Linked DNA regions of Homo sapiens: all the other regions are linked to region 1. The links are chromatin loops, found by intact Hi-C in ENCODE. Cell type or tissue: PC-9. All regions are shown on one strand.

Region 1 (5,000 bases):
CCAGCAGAGGTATATGGAGAGAGAGGGAGAAGAGAGTACAGGAATCACAAACTGGGGCCCAGATCTTATCATACTGAAACCAGATACACATTTCAGATTTCCCAGCCAATACATTACTTTTTTTTTTTTTTTTGCTTAAGTGCTAGTTTGAGTTGTTTCCATCTTTTGTGTAGACACACACACACACACACACACACACACACACATACACACACTCACATATTCATTTCCACCAAACCTTGTTGGAAAAATTAGATATAAATTCATGTATACTTTCCATCCACCACCAAACATTGGCCATTTCTCATGTAGGACAGTTAGGTAGCTTTTCTGGACTCAAATATATAACAGAAAACTTTCCATTCTTCAAGTACAGATTATTATCCAGAAGAAAAGTCAAAGCATATGTTTGTATCTGTGATAAGAACAAACAGTGCCGAGAGTGAGTTGCTTAATGGAAATTAATTTTCATTTTGAATGTACTTTATTACAACTTCATTACCTAATTAGAAGTGGTATTTTCAGCCAACTCTTTGTTCTTATTCATAACAAGAAAACCTATTTTTCCTTAGGTTGATAAACAAGTGAATATTTTTTTTCCTATATCTTAAGTTTAAAAAGAAAAGTCATAAACTGGGGAGCTCGGTGGGCTGTATTTGTGACTTGTACAAAATGATCCCACTTCCTGAGCCATTGAAAGACAAATTGCTGTTGAAAACAGTGTTCTGGTTGTTGCCAGGCCACTTAAGCTAATACTGAAGATGAGTCATTAGATATAAACCCTAGGAAGTGAAGACTCAGAAGGAGAGGAGATGGACCTGTGACCTCCTTTTCCATCCTCATTCACTGCAGTAAAGAAGGAAAACCCAACCATATAGATAAATTGGAAGCCCTGGGAGTCCTAACTTTAGACCTACTTCTACCAACGTTAAGAAACTGAATAAGGAAATTCTTTAGCCTCTCTCAGTTTCTGTACTACAAGTGGGATTGTCTAAGGGTTCTGGTGATGATTCCATTGAAAAATCTTGGATTAATAAAGCAGCCAACAGCAGACTTTTTTAGTGATCTTAACACTTCACGACTTGAAACACCACTTAGAGAAAATGCCACGAGTCTCAGGAAATTATTACCATGTTACCTTGGAATACTAATTGTAGTTCTGCAAAGTCAGGTTGCCCTGGAAAGTCCTAGAATTCTGTTTAATACGGTAGTATTCTTTTTCTTTGTCTCCATTAATCATTTAGTGAAAGTGACCAAATATAATATTATGAAGCTCTGAGGCAAGTCAGAAACTATTTGAGCTGGAAGAGAATATAACCTATTAACTTTCTAAATGAATGAAGAGTAACTCATAGCAGTTGTGAGATTTGCTCAAAAGGTCTGATTGTTGTTTAGGGGTAGCTCAGGCACCAGGATTAAGTGTTTATTAAGTGTTTGTCACGCATTCTGCTCACCAGCTTCCATCAGCCTTTCTCAAAGCATGTGCCTTCGAATACTAGTGAGCAGATATTTTGTACAAAAGACTTTATATTTTGTACAAGACTATATTTTGTACAAAAAGACTTTACTAGACAAATGTATTTGGGAAGTAGCATGTACTGTAGCTCTTCTTGGAGCATACTAAAGACCAACAAAAAAGGTTATTTACCTATACTTATCAGAGAGTTTTCCCAGAATGTTTGGCTAAGGAAAGCTTCTTCTGTGGAACACTCACTCAACATGAGTAGGTCAAGTTTTCCATGCGAGAAAGACTTGTAAGTCTGATTGGTATTTGTTCTGCCTCGTAAACTCAAGCTTCTGGGTACATTTTAAACTCTGTTCTGGGGTTTATTGGGCCAGCTTAAAATATAAAAATGCTAAATTAAAAAATTAAATATTCTACTAGGGGAAAATTTCAGGCATATTGTTTCCAGCATTTTAACAGCAAAATACCAAAATGCCATAACTTAGGAAATACCAAAGTGCCATAACTCAGTGAAATTTAGCATGTGGTTTTTGGAATCAAACACTCTGACAATTAACTGTCTGAGTAAGCTTGAAATATGAGCCCATGAGTCAGGATGACCAAGCCAGCTCTACATGGGTGTGCCTAGTAGACAAAGAATTATTAGTAACACTAAGTGGGCCTATTAGCCAATACTATCACACGTCTTCTAGTAAAATTGCTACATTTCACTAGGAGATGTGCAATTCATATGGCTTCAGGGACCAGGCAGTTGCCTACATTGAGAAAAACACAATAAGGAGTACAAAGGACCATTTCGATTTGGGGACCACCTGCCCCCTAAAAACAAAAGAAAGAAATTACACTATATCATCCAAGTAAGATTCATTTGTGGGCTGAATTATTACATGGGCTGACTATGTGCTCTGTGTTAGCCTTAAAAGTGTAGGCATGATTTCAGCAATAGCAGCTAGAGTGATCCTAGGAAATTGTGCCATTCTGCTACCTCATAGGATCAGGGAGCAGAGGAAACAGCATATCAGCGTCAGGATTTAGGATTCAAGATTATAATCCATGAGCTTTATCTTACAAACAATATGTGGATTTGCCATTCCTATGAAATTAGCAGAGAAGGAAATATATTTATCATCCAAACCAGCCTGATCATTATTGATTTGTTTGTTAGTTCAGAGAAATCTAGAGGAGCCCTACTTCTGGGGCATTATTTTTCACTCGCGTCCATGTGAAGAGACCACCAAACAGGCTTTGTGTGAGCAATAAAGCTTTTTAATCACCTGGGTGCAGGCAGGCTGAGTCTGAAAAGAGAGTCAGTGAAGGGAGATGGGGTGGGGACATTTTATAAGATTTGGGTGGGTAGTGGAAAATTATAGTCAAAGGGGGTTGTTCTCTGGCAGGCAGCGGTGGGGGTCACAAGGTGCTCAGTGGGGGAGCTTTTGAGCCAGGATGAGCCAGGAGAAGGAATTTCATAAGGTAATGTCATCAGTTAAGGCAGGGACTGGCAATTTTCACTTCTTTTGTGATTCTTCAGTTACTTCAGGCCATCTGGATGTATACGTGCAGGTCACAGGAGATATGATGGCTTAGCTTGGTCTCAGAGGCCTGACATTCCTGTCTTCTTATATTAATAAGAAAAATAAAACGAAATAGTGGTAAAGTGTTGGGGCAGCGAAAATTTTGGGGGGTCGTATGGAGAGATAATGGGCGATGTTTCTCAGGGCTGCTTCAAGCGGGATTGGGGCAACGTGTGAACCTAGAGTGGGAGAGATTAAGCTGAAGGAAGATTGTGTGGTAAGGGGCGATATTGTGGGGTTGTTAAAAGGAGCATTTGTCATACAGAATGATTGGTGATGGCCTGGATGCAGTTTTGTATGAATTGAGAGACTAAACAGAAGACACAAGGTCCGAATAAGAGAAGGAGAAAAACAGGTATTAAAGGACTAAGAATTGGGAGGGCCCAGAACATCCAATTAGAGAGTGCATAAGGGGGTTCAGCCTAATTACTTGCATGGTTGGCAAGTTTTTGGGCTGTATCCTTGACAGAGTCCTCCTTTTTAAGTTGGAGGCTGAGCTTAGTGAGGTGTGTTTCTAAAAGACCATTAGTGTGTTCTACCTTTCCTGAAGATTGAGGCATAAGGGGTATGAAGTTTCCACTGAATACCAAGAGCCTGAGAAACTGCTTGGGTGATTTGACTAATAAAGGCCAGTCTGTTATTGGACTGTATAGAGGTGGGAAGGCCAAACCGAGGAATTATGTCTGACAGAAGGGAAGAAATGACCGTGGTGGCCTTTTCAGACCATGTAGGAAAGGCCTCTACCCATCCAGTGAAAGTGTCTACCCAGACCAAGAGGTATTTTAGTTTCCTGACTTGGGGCATGTGAGTAAAGTCAATTTGCCAGTCCTGGACAGGGGCAAATCCCTGAGCTTGATGTGTAGGGAAGGGAGGGGTCCTGAGAAATCCCTGAGGATTAGTAGAATAGCAGATGGAATACTGAGAAGTGATTTCCTTAAGGATAGATTCTCATGATGGAAAGGAAATGAGAGGTTCTAAGAGATGGGCTAGCAGCTTGTAACCTACATGGAAGAGGTTATGAAATGATGACAGAATAGAATGGGCCTGTGAGGCTGGAAGGAGATATTTTCCTTGGTCCAAGAACCATTTGCCTTGGGTGGGAGAGATTGATAGGTGGAAGTTTTAGTGGGAGTAGGTGGGAGTGGCCAGATGAGAAGGAGAAAAACTGCCGTGAGGGATAGAAGTTGGAACGCCAGCTGCTTTTTTAGTTACCTTATCAGCATAAGCATTGTCCTGAGCAATGGGATCAGCCTTTTGATGGCTGCTTTTTTAGCTACCTTATCAGCATAAGTGTTGTCCTAAGTGATGGGATCTGATGCCTTTTGATGGCCCTTGCTGTCAATGACTCCAGCTTCCTTTGGAAGTAAAGCAGTTTTGAGAAGAGTTTTTATTAAAGAGGCGTTAATGATGGAGGACCCTTGTGTAGTGAGAAAACTTCTTTCAGCCCGTATAACAGCATGGTGGTGCAGGATATGGAAGGCATATTTAGAGTCAGTATAAATATTGACATGTAGTACCTTTGCAAGAGTGAGGGCCCGAGTTAAGGCAATGAGTTTGGCTTGCTGAGAGGTGGTGGAGGGGGGCAGAGTGGTAGCCAGATGTGGAAGATACTATAGCATGGCCTACCTTTGCTGGTGAGTGGCAGCGATTAAGCCTGGTGGAACTGCCATCAATAAACCAGGTGTGATCAGGATGAGGAACAGGAAAGAAGGAAATATGGGGAAATGGAGTGAATGTCAGGTGGATCAGAGAGATACAGTCATGGGGTTCAGGTGTGGTATCCGGAATAATGTGGGAGGCCAGATTGAAGTCTGGGCCAGGGACAATGGTAATTGTGGGAGACTCAACAAAGAGTGAGTATAGCTGAAGGAGCCAGGCAGCAGAAAGTATATGTGTCAGGTGGGAGGAAGAAAATAGATTTTGGAAGTTATGAGAACTGTAGAGAGTGAGTTGAGCATAGTTTG
Region 2 (5,000 bases), 140 kb after region 1:
TAAACTAAAGACAGAGACCTTCCCTCATGGGCAAAAGCCAGCAGGAATGATGAATACCAATGATGCTGTGACTCCATAGTTTACAAATTTGAGGAAGAGCTTTGGTCCAGGGCAGGCTTGGGGAAGAAAAGTGACAACCACTCATCTAGGCAGATGCCCTGGGGTGCCGCTGGGGTGGCATGCCAGCATCCATGGTAAGGTAATTCCGAAGAACAGCAGGACTCATTCATTCATCCCACAGGCCTTCCCAGTCAGGGGAAACGACTTTCAGATGCATTTCCTGTTAGCCAAAAAAAAATCCCGTAGGGGCATTACCCAAATAGTATTTTTAAAATTCCTTTTTGTGTTTCCTCTAAAAGTACTTTCTTTTGCAAGAGATTTTCCGGATATGATATCATCCTAAATATTGTTTGACCAATTTCATCACCAATTACTTCAAATCTAGACAGTTTGTCCAGCTTTTACAAGGTAGTTAAGGTCACCCCAGGAACCAAAATAGTGATGACAGGAACACTTCGATTCCATGGCCAGTGGGAGTCATGTGCAACCTGTCTGCTGGATGAACATTTACTACATAACTCAGAGATAGAATTAACTGGCTCCGGAGTCATGAGGAACATGTATAAATAAAGCAGTTAAGAAAATTACAACTGGAAACTTGAAATAATGACTTGACTCACTAGTTCTTCCTGAGTTCTTAACAGTAAACTGCCCAGAATTGTTGCAGAGTTGACACCTCCAAAATTGTCATTTGGTTTCCTGAACACAGTTCAGAGTTCAGTACTTCCTACTTCCCTGTCTCAGTTTTTCCTCAATGATTCTCAACCAGAGGAAGCAATACCTCCTCAATCCCTGCTCCCGGGTTCCCCAAGGCGGGGTGTAGGTGCAGAAAAAAGTTAAATCCAGCTTTACACAGATTTGCTCTTCTATGAGATTCTTGCCTCAAAGATGAGAGAAAATGAGAGAGAATGTTGGCATCTTGTTGATGAGTCATTTGAGACAATGCTAAGTCATTCTTAGAAAAGCATAAGGAAATAGACATTCAATATTGAAGTTTGGAGTTGGAGACAGTTCCAGAACTTATTATGGAAATGGCATTTGCCGTAGATAAAATCTAATTGAGAAAGACAAGTCTCTAGAGAATCTTTTTGGTCCTGAGAAATTTGGGAGCTTCTATCAAAAGAGCAGGAGGTAGAGACTAGCACCTTTGGCCAGAGTGGCTGGTAATTGATGTCTGTGTCCCTGGTTTGAGAATCCCAGCTTTGTTCAAAGGAAACCCTGGCTGGCTCTGCCCACTCACTGGACTCAAGAGCCCTCAGCAGTCCATGGAGATGCCAGTTACAACCTTAACAGCATGAGGAGGAAGAGAAAAACCCCACTATCCACGGATAGTGAGGGAGTGGCTGCTGGAGACTTTGGGACCACCCAGCCTGGGAAACCTGGGAATCTGCCCTCTCCTGACCAGACCTAGACAACGTGGGCAAGATTATAAATGGCATAAGCATTTCACAGACCCAAGAAAAGCTGGGGAGGGGAACAATGAGTGAGATCTTGGCAATATTTTGGGTAAAACTGGGGCTAGCTCTACAGCTGCCAAGTGACCGTGATTGTGTGCATCAGAAGAATCCCACCCCACTGTGGATGAGAAGTTGATCTGGCTTTGGCAGCAGTCTCTTCATTGATCATCAGGACTGACCTGACCCACATGGCTGGCTCAGAGGAGGCCCTTTCCCTCCTAGACCAGCAGCCTCTCTTCTTTGACACTTTGTTCCCAACAGATACAACTTCTGTTACTAAACCTCCTGGGATATGAGGCCGTTCCTCCCACCTCCCCGCACCCACTTCCTACAGAAAACGGATCAGGATCAACCAGGCCTTTGAGCCACATTTCAACTCTAAACAGTGATTTGTTTTTACAATAAGGAGTGAGCCAGCACACGCTCCTTTGGAATTTGAAAGGAATTCCTTTGCCCAGAGGGGTGATGACTTGGGCATCAATTCGCACTTTCCTGGTAAATGCTCTCCTTAGGAAGTAACCCAGAAAAACCATGCTTAGTCATCAGCAATCACATGTATAAAAATCATGAACTTGTCTGAATCACCTTTCTGGTAAGGAAATAATCAACTAGAAGTCAGTTTGAGACAGTTGTTGAAGAATAGTAAGCAACCCTCACCTTCAAGTCAGCTGCTTCTTTTAATTAGTGACAGTAGAAAAGCATTAACAATTAAGGCTTAACTAAGAAAAACAAAAGAAAAAATAATAATGCAGTATCAGGGGGAGATGCAGAAAAAAAGGAAAAATGAACAAGATTATGAAAGCCTGCTGTTATTCATATATTTAAAAAATTCCACATTTTTATAAAGTTCAGTTTAGTAGTTTTTTTTTTTTTTTTTTTTGGAGTGTTTACTGTGTGCTAGACAATCTGCTAAGTTCAGGAGGTAGAAAGATGAATAAGACCAAGTATTTCTCCTAGAAAAACTGTGCTAAGCACATGGTAGACATTCAATAAATGTCAATTCTCTTTTTTCTGCTAGTGAGAAAAATTCCGTATTCATGAATATTTATTGTGATTGCTTAGCGATTTTTTAAAACAATCTGCTGTGGCAGAGAAGGCTAACTATCCTCCTAAATACATTCTCATCTTATTTGGGCACAGTAATAGACTACATTTCCCAGCCTCCTTTGCAAATAAATGTGACCGTGTGATTAAATTCTAGCCACTGCCGTGTGATCAGAAGTAATGAGTTGCTTCTGTGCTTAGGATTTGTAATATATGGTCATAGCTTCACCATGTTCACACTTTGGGCTACCATGGCATAAAAATAGATTGTTCTTTATCCTGAGGCCCTTCTCTGAAGAATTCTTAAACAGGGAGATAGGCATGATCAAATTCACTATGAGTAAAATCCTTCTGGTAGCTGGTAGGAGATGAGTTGCAGGACTGGCAAAGCCACAGGGCAAGCAGAGCAGTTTGCTGGCTATTGCAGGAATTCAGGGGGAAAATAACGGGGGCCTGAAGTAAACTGCCTCTGGGTATGAAGAAGAGAAAGCTAATTAAATATATTATTGTCAGTCCTCAGTTGCTAAAAGTTATTTGAAGGCAGATGGGGATGGGAAATGTAGTAGCTTTGTCTCGATCCCATAACTCACTGGACACAGCCAGGGAGAAAGACTCCCACCACTTTTTCCACTTCCTCCTCTTTCTCCAGCTTCTTCCTCCTCCCCAGCTCTGTTAATTTTCTATTTTTCAAACATCAGGATACACCCTTGAGTGCACATACAAGGAAGACAATGTTAGTGGAAACTCCAAATTATATGATCGCCCTCCACAGCTAAACCATAGTCCAATACCACTGCAAATTATTTATAAAAATGCCTTTAGTCAGCAATTCTATGATTAGCCTTTGGAAGGAATCTTGCTGGAGAAAAATACTTATCAACAGAAAGCTTGCAAAAGGAATACTTAGCAGAATGCTTTACACTAGATTGGTTAGACTAGAAGGCAGGAAAAAAGATGAGAAAAGTATTTTAACATAGAATTTATAACAATTTTTGTAATAAGAGGAAGATGTGCAATTTTCAATAAAGAACAAATTGCAAAAAGCTTACGCATCAGATTAATCAGGCACCAGAAAACTGCAAAAGTCTTGATGGTCTAAACCATTGCCAGGATACCGTAGAGATGCATTTACATACTTGATCTTAATTAGGTAACTTATATCTTCTCAATAGTCCACCATAGCAAAGCATGCTAACATTGTCAGTCTGAACCTCAGAATTTGAAATATCTTTTGACTTTGATTTTATAGATATATTTTTCCTTAATGAAACTGGGGAGGGAGAAGCTTTGCAAAAGTTCAGAAATATCTTGTTTCCCATTATTTAGCTTCAATGTCTTTCCTTTGACCTCACTTTCAGCTGTAAGATTACGGTACACCTTTAGCTACATATGAATATTCCTGGCACTTAATATTTGATTGATTTGTAAATCCTAAATTAACTATCTAAACTTTTAGGAAAAACTACAAGTCTTACTTTTTGACAAATTTGACTTGGGAAAGAGGAAACCATTTTGGCAGTCTGAGAGGTTCTAGCTTTGACTATAAGGAAAGGAAATTTTTTAAAAAATGCTTTTCTGTCTCTTGATGTTCTTAGTAGAGAGAAGAATGTTTATTCTTTGAAGATAAAATGTAGAGTCAGATTAAGAAGGGAAACATCTGCCAATAGAAACAGCAATGAGAATTAGTTATGTGTCGTGGAAAAAAATAAGATTTAGCCCAACTATGTTGATATTACTTAGTAAGATTGGACAACAGAATTGGCAACAATATTTCTTATTGAACTATTTTAAGGAAATCCTATGAAAGTAATTAAAAATAAAAACATTGAATTGCTTCAGCAGAGAGAGTGTGTATTTCTTTTCTTCTACCCTCAACATTTTGCAAATCTATAGTAAGAGCTTGGAAGAAGAATACAAAAAAAAAAAAAGCACCTCAATATGTGGAACAGATATGGAAGTTAACTGTGAAGCAAGGTTTTATATAGCAAACTTTTTCCCACTGACTTTCTTCTTAAAATGGAATATATTCTACTGCTTCAAAACAAAAATGACTTCCAGATGGAAATAAAAATTGAACCCAAGAATGCAACATCTTTTCTATAGCGTACATTTAAAGTAAATTAAATTGGCTATGTTACTCATATTAACACAAAAAATACACATGCCAAAAGTGAAAATTATAGAAATGTCAAGCCATTGTGAAAGGGAATAATGCCTTAATATGTGGCATTTCCAAGTATCTAAGTCTTCACAATATGCTCATAATTCCTACAGATTCAAGTCTATTCCACTTCAAGTTTCTTCTTTATGGTTTGTTTTTAAGCTTAGTGTCACTTACTAATCTCTATCAATTCAGTTTACACTGAATTTAGGAGTCATTGATCAGTAAATTACTTGAGATCAGTTATAACCACTAGGGGAACAATCCACTGTGCCATG
Region 3 (5,000 bases), 56 kb after region 1:
CCATCATATTGGAATTAGGGTTTCAACTCACACATTTTGGGGAGAACACAAATATTCCATCCATAGCAGAAACTAAGTCTTAAGGAGATGAAAGAGCCAGCCCAAGGTAACACAGCTTGGAAGCACAGACACCTGGGCTTGGACCAGACCTGGTTGCCCAGTAAGCCCCACATCCTCCTTTCTGCCCTAGAGGGGAAAGGGCAATATCTTTGTTTACAGGGAAAGCAGTTCTCTAGCCCTCAGCTCCACTCATCAAAATTCTTTGCAAGAATTAGGTAGATTTACATTTGTGCTCATGAGATATATACACAGTAGACTATACTGTTTGAAAATCCATGCACCCAAGCTTGACTGTCTTTTTTTTTGAGACAGAGTCTTACCTTGTCACCTAGGCTGGAGTGCGGTGGCATGATATTGACTCACTACAACCTCCACCTCCCAGGTTCAAGCAATTCTCGTGCCTCAGACTCCTTAGCTGGGACTGCAGGTGTGCACCACCACACCTGGCTAATTTTTTTTTTTCTGGTATTTTTTTTTTGTAAAGATGGGGTTTCACCATGTTGGCCAGTCTGGTCTTGAACTCCTGACCTCAAGTGATCCACCCACCTTGGCCTCCTAAAGTGTTGGGATTACAGGCGTGAGCCACTGTGCCCTGCCCTAAGCTTGACTTTCTGAGTTAAAGTTCTGATCCACCATTTGCTAGTTGTGTGAGCTTGAACAAGCAACTTGTCCCCAGTTCCTATAACGTTAAAATAATAATAATAACTACTTCGGAGGCTTTGTAAAAATTCAAAGAGGCAAATTACAAAAAGAGCCAAGAAAAATCTTTGGTACATTGTAAGCATTCAATATGAACCTGTGTCCAAGGAAAAGAACAGTATTGTCTGCTTTTTGTTGCATCATTTACCTCTCCCAGTGACTTCAGCATAATGAGCACTCAAAACACAGGTGGATTGATGGGATAGCACTGGCGTTCTTCTGAATAAATTAAGGAGATTATACAATTAACAGTGAAGAAACTTTAGAATATCCATAGGAACGTTATAAGAGACATGTAAAATAATCGTGTTGCCTTTGTCCAGGCTCGTTTAGGGTATGATCTTTCAGATAATGATTTTTTTTTTAAAGTAGTAAATAAGTTTAGTGTTAACTCGTTAGGGGTCATGAGATTTCTTCTACTCCAGGAGTAGTTTAAGGAAATTGAGATCAGCCCTTGGGCCGTGTGTTGGAACTGCTGAGCAAGCAATTTCACTTGGAATGGGGGATAAAATAAGAGCAAGATTTTTGTGAATACTCCTAAATGATTTGACTGTATTTCTTGCCTTACTAGAACAACTGAGTACCTTATCTATCCCTGAACAGGTGAGGAATGCCCAATGCATGCTATTGGTTAGTCTGCTATTCTGAGAGTGGTCACAGACCACCAACAGCAAGCAGCTCCTAGAACGTTGTTACAAATACAGAATCTGGGCCCTACCCCAGACTAAACAAGTATCTGCATTTTAACAAGATCTCCAGATAATTAGTGTGCACATCAAAGTAGGAAAGCAATGATATGAAAGTTAAAAGACAGTAGAATTAGAAGTAGTATTTGTCATATTATATGTTGGCTTTTCTATTGTACAAGGGAAATGGGGCTCTGATTCGTAAGATGAGATGAATGAGGTTTTATACGCAGAGCTCTTTTGAAGAGAAACCAACCTCTGGCGGCAAAGAGGCATCTCATTATTCAAAACGTGTACTTTTTACTACAAACTGTAATCATTGGCCAGATTGGAAAGAACTTCTGTTAACTTCTAGGAGAAGGCTCCCTGTTAACTTCCAGGGGAAGCACAATGACTAGGGACCAAAAGCAGGCTGCCATACCCGCCTGGCCAAGTTATCCAGAGAGCACAGAATTATAATATGCCCAGCCCTGGTGACTGCAGAGTGAGCGAGGTTGCTGTGTGGGGATTGCTCAGAGAAAACTCTTGTATAAAAATATTGCCCATTTAAGGACTCTGAATTTCTACAGGAAATATTGGAAGTTACAGGGCTTTAGGTAACAGTAACTAGCCTATTGTGGAATATAGTACATATATGTTTGGCTAATGGAGAAAGGAAAAATAAAAATTTCTTCTGATGCAATGGTGCTAGCCTGCCTGCAGGCTGAAAAATGGATTCTGGTTAGGGTTCCGGTGATGTAGCAAGCTTTTGAACCAACCTTAGAGATCTTCAATCTGTTTTTCTGGGTTTCACAAAAATTAAATGACTTGCCCAGGGCAAAAGGGTTGCTTATGTCTGGATCTACTTTTCCTCATATGAGTCATCTTGAATAATGTAACCTCGAACTTCAGTGTACTAAATTTGACGTAGAAACTGCTCTTATAAATGATCCAAAAGTAATAGAAGGGGAAAAAAGAGTGACAAGAAAAACAAAATAAGGGAAGTAATAAAGTAGGCATTGACTATGGAGATAAATGTTCTAAAATACTTCAGATATGACTTAAGGTTGTCATAACAGTTGAAGCATGTAAACTTTTTCCTGTTGAAGTGAAGCTATGAAATATGGGGTTTTGTTGACTATTTAAAAAGTAGTGTATTAATCAAATTACTCCAAATGTGTCATTGACTCACTGCATAAAAGACAGGAGATTTGTCATTAGAACAAATGTTGCTGAACCATGAAATCTGAGCTGCATAAAAGTAAATACTGCTATCCTGTGAAGTGTATAAAAAAGGAAAAAAAAAATGACAGCTAAAAGTGACACCCAAGATCCCACGAAGCAATTTACAAAAACAATTGTTAATATATACAAATCAGTTCAAGGGAAAGAAAACAACAGGAGTTGTCTAGAATTTCCAACACTTTTGAGCCCTCTTCTGGCCAGTAAATGGTGACAGAAAATCAAAGACTAAATAACATCTGGAAAATAACAAAAATACAAAACCCATAATAAATATATATTGGCTTTAAAAGAAAAATCAAAACAAAATTGTTTTACTGGGTCAGATAAAACATTTCTGGGATGTAAGGACTCCACTTTGCCTTACCTCTTGTCTGCTACATGTGTAAATGAAAGAAAAAAATGTAATGATCTTGATAGACATTTGAAAGCAACAAGTAAACCTTTTTTTCTTCTGTGGCAGGAGGAGGATAAGGAATATATTTCTTTCTAAATATCAAGAAAATTGGATTATATGAATATCAGAAGCAAAATTTTCGCAAATTTGTGTACTTTACTGAGTGTCATCTTGGTGCTCCTCAACAAGGTCTTCTTCTGCACTCTTTCTACAACTAATTTTGGGGATTATGGATGGCAATGAGCTTAATCAATCAAGCCAAAATCAAAGCCAAAGGCTCATTAATAAATAGAGCCTAGTAACATAGGCTTATGCTTTTACTGTTTAAGCAATTCTAGGAATCAGCAACCATTAAGAAAACCACTCCACAAATCATCTTCAACTCCTGGATACAGCCTCCCATGCATGGGTGCTTCTGGAACTGCCCAGCACATAAGAAGTCCTCCAAACAGGCAGTGGTGTCTTAGCACCACCTCTTCTGACTCGACCAGAATGATAGCACTTGTGTTATGAAGTGGGGTCAATAAAGATGATGTATGTTTCAGTTAAGAAATGTATCAGAATATTCTACTGAGTAAGGTATTATAATTTTTTTTTTTTTTTTTGAGACAAAGTCTGTCTCTGTCACTCAGGCTGTCAGGCTGGAGTGCAGTGGCACAATCTTGGCTCATTGTAGTCTCCACCTCCCTGGCTCAAGCGATCCTCCTACTTCAGCCTCCTGAGTAGCTGGGACTATAGACACAGGCCACCATGCCCAGCTAATTTTGTATTATTATTATTATTATTTTAATAGACACCGGGTTTTGCCCTTTTGCCTGGGCTGGTCTCGAACTCCTGGGCTCAAGCAATCCACTCACCTCGGGCTCCCAAAATGCTGGGATTGCAGGCGTGAGCCACTGCACCCAGCGCCACATATTGTTCATACTGGAACATATTGCCAAGATTGTTTTGAGATTTTATGCCTCTAAATTTGGAAATATTGAAATCCTAATAAAATATTCTAAAGGTAGTGGGATTCTGACAAAGAAACTTCATTGTAAGAACCCAGCTATGAATATGTTAGGGGTTAAATTCAAAGAATTACTGAATAGCTTCCTAATTGTCTTAAAAGAGGGCCACTTCATAGAAGTAAATTTAAATGGAGCATGTGAGATAGACTCAGGGTCAAGGCTTTTAATAATTGCTTTGTTAGGAAACATTAAAAAAAAACCTGTGAAAAATCAGAAATCACCAAAACCTGTGCAATTTCACAGAGTTTAAAAAAAGAGAAAATAAGTCCAGTTCCTGAGTCTATTGATATTAAACAATGCTTAAAATCCACACACTTTACTGAAAAAACAAGTTTGAGGCATTACATCAAGGCTCTCACAACCAGAATAAGTTGAAATAGAACAAGTCTCTTTTTGGAGGACCACTTGCCAACAAGTCACTTGAAGTAAGAGGTTAAAGCATGTGAGACACTGTCTATATGGGACGCTGTCTGTGTAGATGCTTCCCTGGGGGATCATCAATTTATAAAAATAAAAAGGAAACTTGCAAAATATAGCTATACATTCAATGAGAAATGTAGTGATTCACTTGAAAATGTTTTGGTTTTCCCTCTATTTATTTACTCTGTCAGGGATACCAATTTTCACTCAGGATTACAATAGGGACAACAACCCATTATCTAATAAATAATGTAATAGGGTATAAATGAAAATAAGACTGGATTTGAGCTTGTCTGTACCTAGACTCTCAAACTGAGTTGTAAAATGAAGGAGATCCAGTTGAATCCAATCAAATATTTTGATGAAAATGTCCTTGGTATGTTAGGTGTGTGTGTCTGAGTGTGCACATGTTTTCATGGTAGAGGAATGCTGAGGGAAAATGGGGTTCAGGGGAAAGAGCCTCATTCAATCAATGTGTATTATCTAAAATAATTTCAAATCAAGCAT

What was found. Peaks named below come from ENCODE experiments on the same cell type or tissue, not always from the same donor. Only the 100,000 strongest peaks of a DNase experiment are listed, where the experiment ranks them.
Region 2: a loop joins it to region 1, with 12 times the contacts of the local background. A loop is called at or near these places in 2 of 110 quality-filtered maps.
Region 3: it touches region 1 in a loop (2.9-fold over the local background); 8 of 110 quality-filtered maps call a loop at or near these places.

Annotation. Positions count from the first base shown.
Region 1 is chr2:224,084,681-224,089,680 of GRCh38, forward strand. No RefSeq gene overlaps it. Among named protein-coding and RNA genes, the nearest start is that of SERPINE2, 48 kb to the left of the region's middle. In PC-9, no CTCF peak of the experiment used is centred here; DNase peaks (open chromatin) are centred at 781 and 2,071; H3K4me3 peaks cover 1,558 bases; H3K27ac peaks cover 3,387 bases.
Region 2 is chr2:224,219,790-224,224,789 of GRCh38, forward strand. No RefSeq gene overlaps it. Among named protein-coding and RNA genes, the nearest start is that of FAM124B, 180 kb to the right of the region's middle. RefSeq lists an enhancer at 18-1,217 and a silencer at 890-1,090. In PC-9, no CTCF peak of the experiment used is centred here; DNase peaks (open chromatin) are centred at 1,022 and 2,022; H3K27ac peaks cover 3,219 bases.
Region 3 is chr2:224,140,263-224,145,262 of GRCh38, forward strand. No RefSeq gene overlaps it. Among named protein-coding and RNA genes, the nearest start is that of SERPINE2, 100 kb to the left of the region's middle. In PC-9, CTCF peaks have their summits at 2,723 and 2,938; DNase peaks (open chromatin) are centred at 2,279 and 2,619; H3K4me3 peaks cover 1,550 bases; H3K27ac peaks cover 2,608 bases.